Linked DNA regions of Homo sapiens: region 2 is linked to region 1. Evidence: chromatin contacts called from ENCODE Hi-C or POLR2A ChIA-PET data. All regions are on one chromosome and are shown on one strand. The core of a region is the stretch at or near the end of the contact, and the rest is flanking DNA. Distances in the headings are between cores, read along the strand shown.

Region 1 (6,502 bases), core at 2,478-4,977:
CCAGCACTTTGGGAGGCCAAGGCAGGTGGATCATTTGAGGTCAGGAATTCGAGACTAGCCTGGCCAACATGGTGAATCCCCATCTCTACAAAAAATACAAAAATTAGTCAGGCATGGTGGCACGTGCCTATTGTCCCAGCTACTTGGGAGGCTGAGGCAGGAGAACTACTCGAACCCAGGAGCAGAGGTTGAAGTGAGCCAAGATTGCACCACTGCACTCCAGCCTGGGCAACAGAGCGAGATCTCTCAAAAAAAAAAAAAAGAAATGCAAAACTGGAAATAAATCATGTGTGAAAGTGTATATTTATTTCAAATCAGGGGGGAAAACCCATGACAACAGATTACTGAAAGCTTGAAAATTCCAGTCTCTTTGTTTCTTAACATCACCTCAGGCACTTCACCAGAAATGCTTTCTAAAAAACGCTTCCCGATGGTAATCTGGCTTCCATCCCACCTGGAGCCACCCGCAGCTCCCAGATACTCCCAGGCACCTGTGCACACTGGAGCCTAGGTTGAAGCTCTCTCAGTTTCCTGTAAACCCTCCTTTGGTTTCACTTGGGATGCATGTTTATTGTTGCTCATTTTAGTGAGAACTTACCAAGTGCCCGGCATCATTCAATATTGTATTAGGGTAGCCCTATTTTGTTCTCACAAGGCCCCAATAAAATGGGGACTATTCTATTTTCATTTACCAGATAAGGAAACTGAGGCATGGAAAAGTTACACAACTTTCCCTCACTGCTCAGAAAACAGGGCCCTGGAGACAGATCGCTACCCTCCCACCTGAGTTCAGAATCACCCTGCAAACCGCCTCCTGGTAGATAAGAGATGTACAAAGAATCATCAAAAAGATGCCAACAAGAAGTGAAATTCCACGAGGAACTTGAAAAATATGTTCGCCTGTCTATCTCAGGGCTCTGGTTCCAGCTCTAGCTCTGTGTCTAGTGATTTCCTTTTGGGTTTGTTTGTTGCTTATCCTGTAGATCATTGGCTGCCAAAAATGAGACAAAGATGTGGTCCTGGATTGTACCATCTTTCTCTGCTTTAAAGTCAGTACAAATCACTTAAAAACAAAATGAAACAAAACATGTTGCCTGGCCCTTCAGGGGAAGCTGAGCCTGCTGGTCAGGAGCCAGGGCCTGGCATTGAGTCCAGGAGAGCACGACTGTGGGCATTTCCTGTGGTCGGGAGATGACTCAGGATGAACTCCGGCCTCTGAGCCACAGGCAGCCCCGGCACTTCACAGTTACCACCCACACCCCACCCTACTCTGGAGCCTGGCAGTCACACTGCCAGCTACAGGGAGCCTGTCCTGTGAGTTAGGCCTGCTCCAGAGGCCCATGCAGTCAGGGTTCAGAAATTATATTGAAGTCTAAAAGAATTGAACTCTTTCTGTCTTTTAGTTTGTGGAATAAATCCAAAGACGAGATTTTCCAGAAAAATACCATTGGATGTGAATTTATTCTGAATTGACTCTGAGAACTAGACTCGTTAGGCCCCTTTTTCCTATCTGTGAAACAAATAGCAAGACGTCACATGAACAAACACTGATTGCCGAGTGGTTCACTCATTCACAGCTTGCAGAGCTGCTGAGCCTTCTTTTTTCATTTACTCATTTATTGCTTCAGCAGCCGCCTGTGGAGACCCCACAATGGACCAGGCACTGTTCTGAGAGCACAGTGTTGATTAAAACCGACAGGGTCTCTGCCTCATGGAGCTTACATTCCAGTGGGAGAGACAGACAAGAAACACACGAACAAATAAAGATGTCAGATGGTAACAAATGCTGAGAAAAATAAAGGATGGCAAGGGGTCAGAGAGTGGCCAAGGTGGGGTGGCCAGCAAAGCCTCTCTGCTCAGGTGGTGTTTAGGCATAGCCTTGGGGAAAGGAGGGAGGGCATCGCAGGGCTCTCTGGAGGACAAGCAGTCCTGCCTGTGGGAAGAGCAAGTGCAAGGTCCTGGTACGGGATGGTTTGTGGACAAGCAAGGTGGCGAGCGAGGCTGAAGCAGAGTGAGTAGGTGAACTCAAGGAGTCCAGAGGAGATGAGCCAGACAGGCAAAGGGAAGAGGGCAGCTCATGAAGGAGGGGTGGGTTCGGGGGGGCGATGGTCAGGGCTCCAGATTTGTATTCTGAGTGAGAAGGGAAGCTTTTATGGAGTTTTGGTTGGACATGATGTAGCTTATAAGGTGGCAAGTATGCACAGACTATAAGACGATAAGGATGGAAGCTGGGGGGCCTTATTGCAGGCTGTTTCAGCAGAGATTATGACAGCTTGGTCTATGGTGGGAGTAAAGGAGGAAGTGAGAAGTGTTTGGATTCTGGATATATTTCCAAGATAGACATGATTTACAAACAGATTCCTCATAGGGAGGGAGAGAAATCAAGGGATCAACGATGACTCTAGCAGTTATTGAGGCCCTGAATCAATAACCCCACCATCACCACCAGGGTTCTCCAGCTGTTTCAGAGAGAGAATACCATCTGCTCATCAGCAGAGTCATCGGGAGCTCTAATCTGCTCTAACAACTTGGAGGGTCATGAGGAGTCATAACTCTGCAAAAAGCATTCCATGGTAGAACCAGAAAGGTCTGAACTATGCAGGCCAGTGCTGTATGGAGACTGTTTGTATGCTGTGTTAACATTCCTTCAGTCCAGTGGAGGTCTGATTAGCCAGCATCTTCTGTTCTGGAATTCCCCATGACTTTTTGGTTGCAAAAGAAAACCTGGAAAATCCCTGTGGTCCTCTAGTTCTCTCTAGCTGTGCTGATAGACTAATTGGGGTTAGTTTCAGTAACAAAAGTCTCCCCTAACAGAATAAAAAAATACTCCTCTTAAGAAGGCAGAAGAGATGGGTATATTTTCTTTTAAAAACTCCTTGGAAAGTGGAAGGACTTCAAACTTCTTTTGACCTTAAAGATGCAATTTATTCAGCTGCAACAATAGGGAAAGTTCTAATCCTTTAAAAAGCTGGGAGAAATGGTGGCCAGTAATTATTATCTTTTTATTGTTGTTTTTTTAGACAAGGCCTCACTCTATCACTGGGCTAGAGTGCAGTGGCATAATCCTAGCCTCACTACAGCCTTAAACTTTGGGGCTCAAGCGATCCTCCCACCTCAGTCTCCTAAGTAGCTGGGCACATGCCACCATGCCAAACTAATTAAAAAAATTTTTTATAAAGATGGAGGTCTTACTTTGTTGCCCAGGCTGGCCTAAAACTCTAGATCTCAAGTGATCCTCTTGCCTCAGCCAGTGATCATGTTTGAGGCACATCCTTGGGTGGGTCCGTGGAGGATTTATTACTTTTAACTGCCATTTTATGGAATTTTCTGATTGTTTCAGATGCATACTCAGTGAATCCTGTCAGTAAGTTTTCAGGGAATCAAATAGAGTAAAGGATTGGGTATGAGGTGAACACCCTAATCGTTAAAAAGGCTAAACAATAAATTATTCTAACAAGCTAATCAAAATGGCATTAACCTGGTGATGTCTCAAGACTTGGAAGTGGAGAAAGAAGAAAAGCCTTTAAAGCAAATTCAGCTGGCCTCTAATTAAAGACGGTGTGTCAGATTTTTACACCACAACAGACGTAACGAATCTATATATTGTTGGGCATAATTACTTCCAGACAAAAAGCGGCTCCGGTGAGCAGTCAGGTGTGAGGCTTGTTTGGGGAAGTATGAAAACCACCTGCCTGGGCTGCAATCTCTGTTGCGTCCTGACTACTCTGGCTGGAACTTTGCTGCTCCTGAGCCCAGGGCCCTTTCCTGGCACCCCCTAGCGGTTGAGGGTGTAACAACCGAGGCATGATGAAGCGAGAGGCTCACAGTAGTTTCAACATTTATTAAAGGAAGGAAATGAATCATTTTCTTTATATCAAGGAGTTCGATGTTTTAAAGTTTCAATCAAAACACAAATAGGAAAGTTTTTTGATAAAAGACAATTGCTGTTAGTTGCAAATATTGGGGGAGGGGCAAACATTCCCTATGCGTTGATGAAATTAAGTTATCTTGGACACCAATAGAGTAAGGCTCAGCAGCATGGAAAAGGCAGTTGTCAGCCCTGGTCTCAGTCCAGACCTTGGTGGATTGATTATTGGACATTTGTGGCATGGTATAGATTGGTCTTGAAATTGTTTAGGCCCTATTAGGCAACCAAAGATTAGGAAGACAGGATTTAAACGTTAACCAACAGAAGGATTTATTTTTATGAATGTTGCTGGAGGAGGAGCACAGCTTCCTAAAATGTGATCTGAAGTGAGCTGTTAATCCTTGCCCTGATAATGAAATGCTCCTGCAGTTTATTTAATATAGACTATTAAATCTTCCATCAGAAACTCACAATGTGCATTATAACCTATTAAACACTTCAAGAAGCCCCACAGGGAAGAAAATTGTTTACTTTTGTTTAACAATTAAACAAAAAACTATTTTCATTATCCTATGATAATATTGTAGTCAGATTTCTTAGGAAAAGGCGGGTGTGAATTCATGTGTTTACTGCTGCCTTTTTTGTGCATTCTGCAATTCAAAGATCTTTCAAGATGGGTTTTCCAGGAGACGATTCATTTTCCCAGGAAAGCCCAGAGAGGAGGTCCATTTTGATAATAGTTCAGATAAAACACTTGCAATAGTGATGGCTCATTATAAATTTCTGGACTCAGACCCAGCCTTATAACCTAGTATAGTTAACCTAGTGACTATAGCCCAGATACTACAGTTTTATTACTGAATGACGTAGACTGGTTTTCTTTGCGAAATGAATTTCGAATACGGCTATCTATTGTTTTCCTGTATCTTCTGGGCAGAGGATCCCAGTTGCTGCTTGCATCTGCCCTTGGTCTCTTTCTTTTTGGTACAATAGCCTGTCCTCAAGCTGTCATCTGCCTGTCTGTCCATCTACCCATCTTACTTGCAGAAGGTCCAGAAGAGTAGCTCCGTTAAGGAAACAGCATTCTCTTCCTAAGGTAGGAAGCATCTCTTCAGGTGAGAAAGTGTGCAGCATTTTTTCCAAACTTGGATTTTCTGCTGCTTTCTTATGATGCAGGCATCAGGCAAGGTGGGAGCAATCTGAATGAGTTTGGCTCTCTTCTGTTGACACCGTCATTCTTAAAATGACCAGTTTTATCAAGAGTGTGCTTCTTTCATTGTTGCAGTAATCTGAATGAATGTATATGTATATATATGGTCATTTGTCCACCTCCTGGGGTCAAAATAGTATATAAGAGTCACTGCAATTCATTCTGCTTGGTTTTCTAAGGAAAAAGTAAAATATGATGTAGGTGTTTTAAAAATGGAATCCAGTAGCAGATAGGAAACAAAAAGGAGATATATTTGCAATTTGTGAGTCTTTCTCTTTTTTTCCATTTTTCTCAGATAAACAAGGTAGATCTTGTTTGCATGAGCTACATGCAATTACAGTAGTAGTCAGAGTCACAGTTTGAAAAGATCTAAAAACCAAGAAACACTGAGGCATGAAACAAAGTTTAGTTACTACATTGGCTTTACTTAGCTTTGGAATGAGTCAAAATTACAGTTATAATAACATTTTCAGACAACCTTACTCTAAATATGTCACATCATCTCACTTAAAAAAATGATTTAGCCTGTTTCATGGAACATTGCAAGTACGAATTCCTTGTTCCTGATAACAGCCCTAAAACAATAATAGCGAACAATGTCTCTTATAATATGCCAAACACTGTTATAAATCTTTATCACAATGTGAGGTGAGGTACTGATATTTTCCCCATTTAAATAATAATATGTAATTTAATATTTTAGAAGAGTTTTAGATTAGTACAATTTCTATATATCCCATAGCCAGCCGTCCCTATTATTAATATCTTATGTGAGTATGGTACATTTGTTACAATTTTTTTTTGAGACAGAGTCTCACTCTGTCGCCCAGGCTGGAGTGCCGTCTTGGCTCACTGCAACCTCTGCCTCCTGGATTCAAGTGATTCTCCTGCCTCAGCCTCCCGAGTAGCTGGGATTACAGGCATGTGCCACCACACCTGGCTAATTTTTGTATTTTTAGTAGGGGCGGGGTTTCACCATATTGGCAAGGCTGGTCTCGAACTTCTGACCTCAGGTGATCTGCCTGCCTTGGCCTCCCAGAGTGCTGGGATTACAGGTGAGAGTCACCGCACCTAGCCCATTTGTTACAATTAATAAACAAATATTAATACATTATTATTATCTAAAGTCCATACTTTTTTTCAGACTTCCTTAGTTTTTACCAAATGTCTTTTTTTCTGCTCAAGGCTCCTCTTGAATTCTCCCCATTTTACAGAAGAAAAAGAAAATGACTCAGGTTAAATAACTTGGTCGCAGTCTCATAGGCACTAAGCGGAAAAGTTGGCCTCAAATCCAGGCAGTCTGATGGTAGGCAGGTGGTTAACCTTAATACTAAACTATCGTTACCTTAATAGTGTTATTCAACTTGAATGACTGATTTGTCCAGGCAGCAGAGCAGCAGGGTAGTGTGCACACCTTACCCAGG
Region 2 (6,561 bases), core at 3,601-6,100, 880 kb after region 1:
TACAACATAAAATGTTACATCCTGGTCCCAGGGAAGTTCCTTGAATGGGGCACTTAATTGGCCTTGATTCCCAAAGGAGGCAACATACAACTGGGGCCCAGAAAGATGAGGAGTCAGCAATTGAGAGGCGAGCATATCTGGAGAACCAGCAAGCTTTCAGTCTGGAGGTGAAAACAGGATAGAGATCATATAGGGCCCTGAAGGCCATGCCAAGGAGCTTATATTATCCCGAAGGCAATGGGACTCCAATAAAGGTTTATAAACAAGGAAGTAACATAATCTGATTTCCTTTTTAGAGCATTTCTTCTATCTTCAGAGTGGAGAATGGATTGGAGGGGTTCAAGCCTAGATTTAGAGAGAAGACTTAGATGTTTTCACAGTAATCCAGGCTAAAAATACACAAATTAGAAGATGATTCAAAGTTCATGACTTAGGCAACTAAATGGATACTGGTACTATACACAAAGTTTAGTTTGGGACATTGTGAGTTTGAATTGCTTATGGGATACCTAAGTGGAAATATGCAGTAAATAGAACTCTTTGATTAGGCTTCTTATGATTATAACAATTATTAAATTGCTGCTAAATAGCCTCCAGAAAATCTCAGCAAATAACATTAGTCATTGCCAGATTATCCAAGCAGTTTTTTCTTTCTAGCTGACATGATTTGAGTGATACGATGAGAAAAATCATAGCAAATGTTTTACATGCTGACAAGTTAAACTAATAGATATTTTTAGATGTTGTGTAAGAAAAGAGCTCTTGGTTAAAACTGATGCTGACATTTAAAGGCTCTCCATAAACTTCAGAAATGTGTAGCCTTAGACACAAAGCCTAGTAGTTTAGAAGTAATGCTTAGCATCTAACCCATGCTTTTTCAACTTTGCTTTCTGTCATGAATTGCCATTTATTATGACCATCTTTCAATATCTTTAAATAGGCTTCAAGAACATGGTTTTTAATGGCTGAATTATTTTCTTTCATATTGTATAATGGAAATGGTATTTTACCAAGCAACCTTCCTTTCTGTGACAGTTCAGGCAATTTCTAATTTTTTATAATATAAATAAATGCTGATTGAACATCACTAAACATAAATACTATACAAACATGTTTTCTTTAATATTTTCATTTTTCCCAATCAGCTTTGTTAAACTGTGGGATTGACTAAGAGGTTCTTTCTCTTATTCTGAAACTGCAACCATCTCAGAGGAAACAGCCTTGGATTTGGTACTAGAGAACCAGGTTCTAGTCTTAGCTTTTTTTTTAAAAAAAAAAAAAAAAGAAAAAAAACTCACGGTATTGATTATGGCCAATTTAACTTCCCTAGCCCTTGGTTTTCTCTGTCCAAATAACAAGGTTTTACTAAATAGATCTCTATAGGCCCATTTACTAAGTAGAACAGCAACAACAAACATTTTGCAAACAGTCTAATGATCTCAGTAAATAAGGTTGTAAAATCTGATCTCAGAATATGTCTTGGTGGTCTTCTCAAAGCTTGCTTTCTTTGACAAGCTAGCATCCTTCCCATCCATGTAGATAGATTCTGAGGCTTAGACAGGGTGGACCCTGGAGGTAGTAGGGTGGTGAGGTGGACCCTGGAGGTAGTGGGGTGGTGAGCTACCTAGGTGATCAGGTATAAATAGACCCCTAATTCTCTACCTCCACCTCATTTATTCCACCATTATAGCTTTATTGCTTACATCTTGACTTGCTAATAATTCCAGAAGAAAAATCATAATCACAGCCTTCAAGACGTTAGTCCTCTAGTTGGAGTAGGAATCCTGGGTCCACATATACTACTCTGGATATAAAAAGGCAAGAACCCCTTGGAAATTGTCACAAGACAAGGTCTGTCAAGATGCAAGAAAATTAGATGGTACAACCATAAGTCACTTGACTTCATTTATTCCCCCTTTCCTTCACCATCACTCAGGGGCAATCAAAAGTGAGTTTTAGCCATTTTTCTTAATGCCAAATTTTCAAAACCTTTCGTTAATCCCCCATTTAAATCATAAGAGGCAATATATCTGTTGAGCAAAATACCTCAGCTATGTTTGATTGACAAATTTTGTATAAGACATCTTTTTCATCTGGAAAAAGCAAAGCAAAGTATTAATAACACACACACAAATGATTCAATGAAGTCCAAAATTATCTTACAGATAATAGGGTGCCATAGGTATCTTCGATTCCTAAGGACCTTTGCTTTGCCCACTATTTACTTATTATAAGCCAGCAGATTTGCAATCACCAAGTATCTTGTGACTCTCATGACAGAACACAGCACTGCAGCAAGGATTTGAGGTGAAGGGCAGGCAAGCGCCATCATGCTGAGGCTAGCCAGGGTAGGTCCCAGGGGAACCTCACCCTGGGATATTACTACATCTCAAATGTATACTACTCAACTCTTAAACCTTGAAAGGTTGTTGAAATATTTGAAATATTAGTGCAAGGTTAAAACCAAGTATTTTTACTATTTTAGAGAAGGTGAATTGCAACATATTTACCCAAACAGACTCAATTTAGGTCATACGCAGTGGTTCACAGCCTTGGCTGTCCATTAGAATCACCTGGAGAGCTTTTAAAACTCCCAAAGCCTACGCAGCATTCCTAACCAATTAAATCAGTATTTCTAAGCATAGGAACCAGGCATCAGTATTTTTTAACGCTCCCCAGGAGATTCCAATATATAGCCAAGACTGAGATTCACCGATGTAAGATTTAACTCAGGTAATATACCTTTGGGCTTATTGTGCTTATTTGACCAACACTGGGGCTCATTGTGTTTATCTGACCAATATAGAGCCAGAACTTATAGAAACCATTGACGAAATGACTCCCCCCAGAGACACCTAACTCTTTTGGCTCTCACTTTCTTCCTAGGCTATCAGGCATGGTGTTTGTCATATCCCAACCTGAATCCGCAACTCCCTGCTTGACAGTCCTGAGGCTACCCCAAGGGTTCTGATGCACCTCATAACATCTCTTGTTTTTTCTCAGTCTACTGTCAAACCACTTAGCTCAGAATTCCCAGAGGCCCCAAAACTCTCACTTCCCTCTGAAACACTAAAGTCAGCTAAGGTTGATGCATGTACGTTGATGTGAATCTTCTGAGTAGTTTTGGTTTTACAAGGCATTTAGGAAAGTCTAGGGCCTGGCAGCATCAAGGCATGGCTATGAGGTGGGGGGAATGGGAAGAATCTCTAGAACTCCCTCAGTTTTTAGCTCCTCTCCTTCCCCTATTCTTTAATATGTATAATTAACACTTTCTGTTTTATATATCTTACACAAGGTGCCATAAAAACAGTTTCAAAATGCTAAAATGATTTCCTGGGCAAAAAGGCAAGCACCCACTCTAACCTCCCCACTTAGTCACCTACACCTTTCTCCTTGGGTGTAGATAGGTGTCACAATTGAAAAATAACACACTTGAATTGTCTTGTTAGGATTTTTTTCATGACCAATTTATAAACATTCAGTATGATTTCGGCACAACTGGCCTCCCAAATTCAAAGCCAGAATTTCTTAAATGTTGCGGGTTGTTTTTAAAGTTAGAATGACTACAGCTACACCTACATATTTAGGAAGAAGATAAATGTTATTTGTGTGCTGCAATTGTGATAAGCATATTGAATACAATGATTGTCAAGCAAAATTTCCATGTGCAATTTCAGACAACAGACTCCAAAATGTGACCATATATAATCACCCCTTTTCTACTACATTATGACAAAACAGGTAGTTGAAAATCATGTTTTATTCCTATCTCAGACAATAGGAATCTTAGTAAAAAAATCTATTTTGTTTAAAGAACAACTTCAGTTTTCTCAGAGAGTCACTGAACCCAGATTGGTAACTCAAACTCAGCAGCTTTCTATTTCTGTCTGGTCTTTCATTCTCTAGCTTTGTTTACAGGCTAAAGTTGCTGCAATTGGGTCTTCTCACTTCATCCCTTAGTTCTGTATACTGTATATATCCTGAATCATCTAGCAATATAAGACCACATTGGTCCAGTTCCTGACAATTTACCTATTATGCCTGTGTGCTGAATTTTATTATCTTAGGGAATCCATGAGCTTCCATGATTATGACTTGATAAAATTACAGCTCAGTTCAGATCTCAACAACATGGAAAGAGGTTTGCAGGGTTTGTTTACAAGTGAGGATGCCATATGCTCCTCTAAGAAAAAATATGCTAATTACCAAGGAAGAAATGAGGTAAGAACATGTGCAATTGCTGCAGACCTACTAAGTAAACAAGCAAGATACTTTCTGTGCAATGGAAATAAATGTGGTGAATCCATCCCCTGTGTTTTTATGTTCAGCTGACTCTACACAGAAAATGTTGAAGAGCAAGAAAAGGCATTTTCTCATAGTTATGTATTATATGTGTAGATTGACATATTTCATATTTGAGGTTCAAACTGGCCCAAAGCCTTATGTGGGTCCTTGTTTATTTATAAGGTTATAAAGCAAGATATTAAATGTTTAAAGCTGTATACAATAACAACCTGAACTGAGTAATTACAACTACCCAAAGTAGGTTTTTTTCTGCTTTACTTTATGGTTCTTGAACTTGCTGCTCTTCTCCCAGGTTTCATCTTCACACCAGCACTTGTTGCTGGGGGGAAATGTTAAGTTCATTCAATCATTTGTCTTCAAAATAACTGCAGGTGTTTGAACTCAGCTCTTGAGGGTTTTTTCTTCCCTCTAGCTGGTGTGTGAATATAGATAAAGCTTTAAGGAAAGAGAAAAAAATAAAAAAGAAACTATACAGCTTTTTCACCCAACAACACATTGCCAGGAAATGCTGGCTCGGTGAGTGGTGCCTCTAAGCAGAGCTTGCATACCAAGACAGCTTCCTCCACACCAAACACGCTACCCGCGGATCCCCGCTTTTCAAACACAGGCATCCACATGGAACTTCCTCAAGAAGAGAACTCAGGCAGGATGTCTAATTACCCATTTATAAATTGATATCCCCACAAGTTAGGATCTGTACTGGCAATCTATAACAAGGGCCAGCCACAGCAACATTGTAAAGTAGGCAAGTCAATTTTGCCTCTGTTTTCTTGACAGAACTAAAATAAGGAAGAGATAGGCTAGCCTTTAGCAAATGGCCCTTTGATGAGGTCAAAACGTTTGGGAGCCAACTCCACCTCTAGTCATTTTAGTCCAACATTACAAGAACTCCAAAGGGGCAAACACTTGACATTTAGCCATGGGGTACCCCAGGAGACAGAGAGCTCTCCCAATCACCTTAGATCTCCATAATTTATCTACCAAGGACTCAGGAAGATGTACAACTTTGGAACCACATAGTTCAAATCCTATTAGTTACATAGCACATATAAGTCCCAGCCTCAGTTTCTTTGTCTTTAAAATGGAGATGATCATTTTCCAACAGCAGCATAATTATTTGGGGGATATTTTCTTATCATTTATTTACCTCTGCCCAGAGAGAGGACATAACACTCACTAAGCTCTCTCCTTCCCAGATGGTGAGTGTTGGAAAGAACAAATACTGTCATTATGTTGGCAAATTCAACATGAGCATACGGGGTCTCCGGCACTAAAAATTTTGGTGGGCTCAGTGACACAGTAAAAACAAACAAACAAACAAACAAAAAACACAGAAGTAGATAACTGTGGCAGAACAAGACTCAGTTTTCTATGACAATAGAGTGAAGCCTTAAAGGCTGCCATAAGGCCATCCCTCAATGCTATCTGACGTTAGGACAGATAATTCACAGCTCTGGGCTACTTTGACCTTGTGGGGTCCTTACTCTGCCCAGACGGTGACACCCCCAAGCTTCAGGCACACCTCTATTCTCTGGTTAGATAGTAAAACAAAGCAAAAGTGACCTTAAACAAGTTCAACTTATCATTCATGACAAGCCTCAAATCTGCCTGGATTTTGTGGTCGGATTGACAAGAAATTATACATCACTTTTGAGGCATTAGGTATTCAAACAAAAAAGAAATGTGGAACCAAGGTGTCACTCTCCATGAAACTCTCCATCCTGGTGACTAAGAGAGTGGCTCTATAATTGTCCCTTCTACATATGAAAAATGTGGCAGAAATGAAGAGGTCCAAAAGAGGCTGGATATTCACGAGACTGTAAGTTGTGCTTACTTGTGCTATTTACCACTGTATTTCCTGTGCATACCACAGTGCCTGGCACATAGTAGATGTTCAATAAGTATTGTTGAATGAACTAATTAACTAATGATTAAATGCACAAGCTGTCATAGTGTCATAGTCTGTTCAGGATGCTGTAACAAAATACTAGGTGGCTTATAAACAACAAATATTTATTCCTCCCAGTCCTGGAGGATGGAAGCCCAAGATTAAGGCACCAACAGGTTCAGTGTCTGGTGAGGGCTGTTCCTCAAAGATGGCACCTTCTTGATTCATCCTCACATGGAGGAAGAGCAAGGCAATTCTCTGGGGCCCCTTTTATAAGGCCACTAATCCTATTATGAGGGCTGTATCCTTAGGACCTGATCACTTCCCAAAGGTCCCACCTCTTAATATTGTCACTTGGGGATTAGGTT

Evidence for each region. Hi-C counts contacts between places; a loop is a spot of excess contacts on that map. ChIA-PET counts read pairs that join two places held with the same protein, here RNA polymerase II (POLR2A). Pooled maps may share reads with other maps.
Region 2: a loop to region 1 is called in a pooled map, with 2.1 times the contacts of the local background. The contact joins two enhancer-like sites. A Hi-C loop is called at or near these places in 1 of 37 single-sample maps with no recorded cell type and 5 of 50 pooled maps. POLR2A ChIA-PET finds 5 or more read pairs at or near these places in 1 of 52 experiments (activated T-cell).

What each region holds. Positions count from the first base shown.
Region 1 is chr2:160,207,073-160,213,574 of GRCh38, forward strand. No RefSeq gene overlaps it. Among named protein-coding and RNA genes, the nearest start is that of ITGB6, 10 kb to the left of the region's middle. RefSeq lists enhancers at 2,497-2,586, 2,727-2,796, 3,447-3,496. Within about 2 kb of position 3,728, at least 7 of the 41 ENCODE cell types and tissues checked have a DNase peak (open chromatin) inside an H3K27ac peak, as active enhancers do.
Region 2 is chr2:161,085,786-161,092,346 of GRCh38, forward strand. No RefSeq gene overlaps it. Among named protein-coding and RNA genes, the nearest start is that of TANK-AS1, 71 kb to the right of the region's middle. RefSeq lists an enhancer at 5,012-5,141. Within about 2 kb of position 4,851, at least 3 of the 41 ENCODE cell types and tissues checked have a DNase peak (open chromatin) inside an H3K27ac peak, as active enhancers do.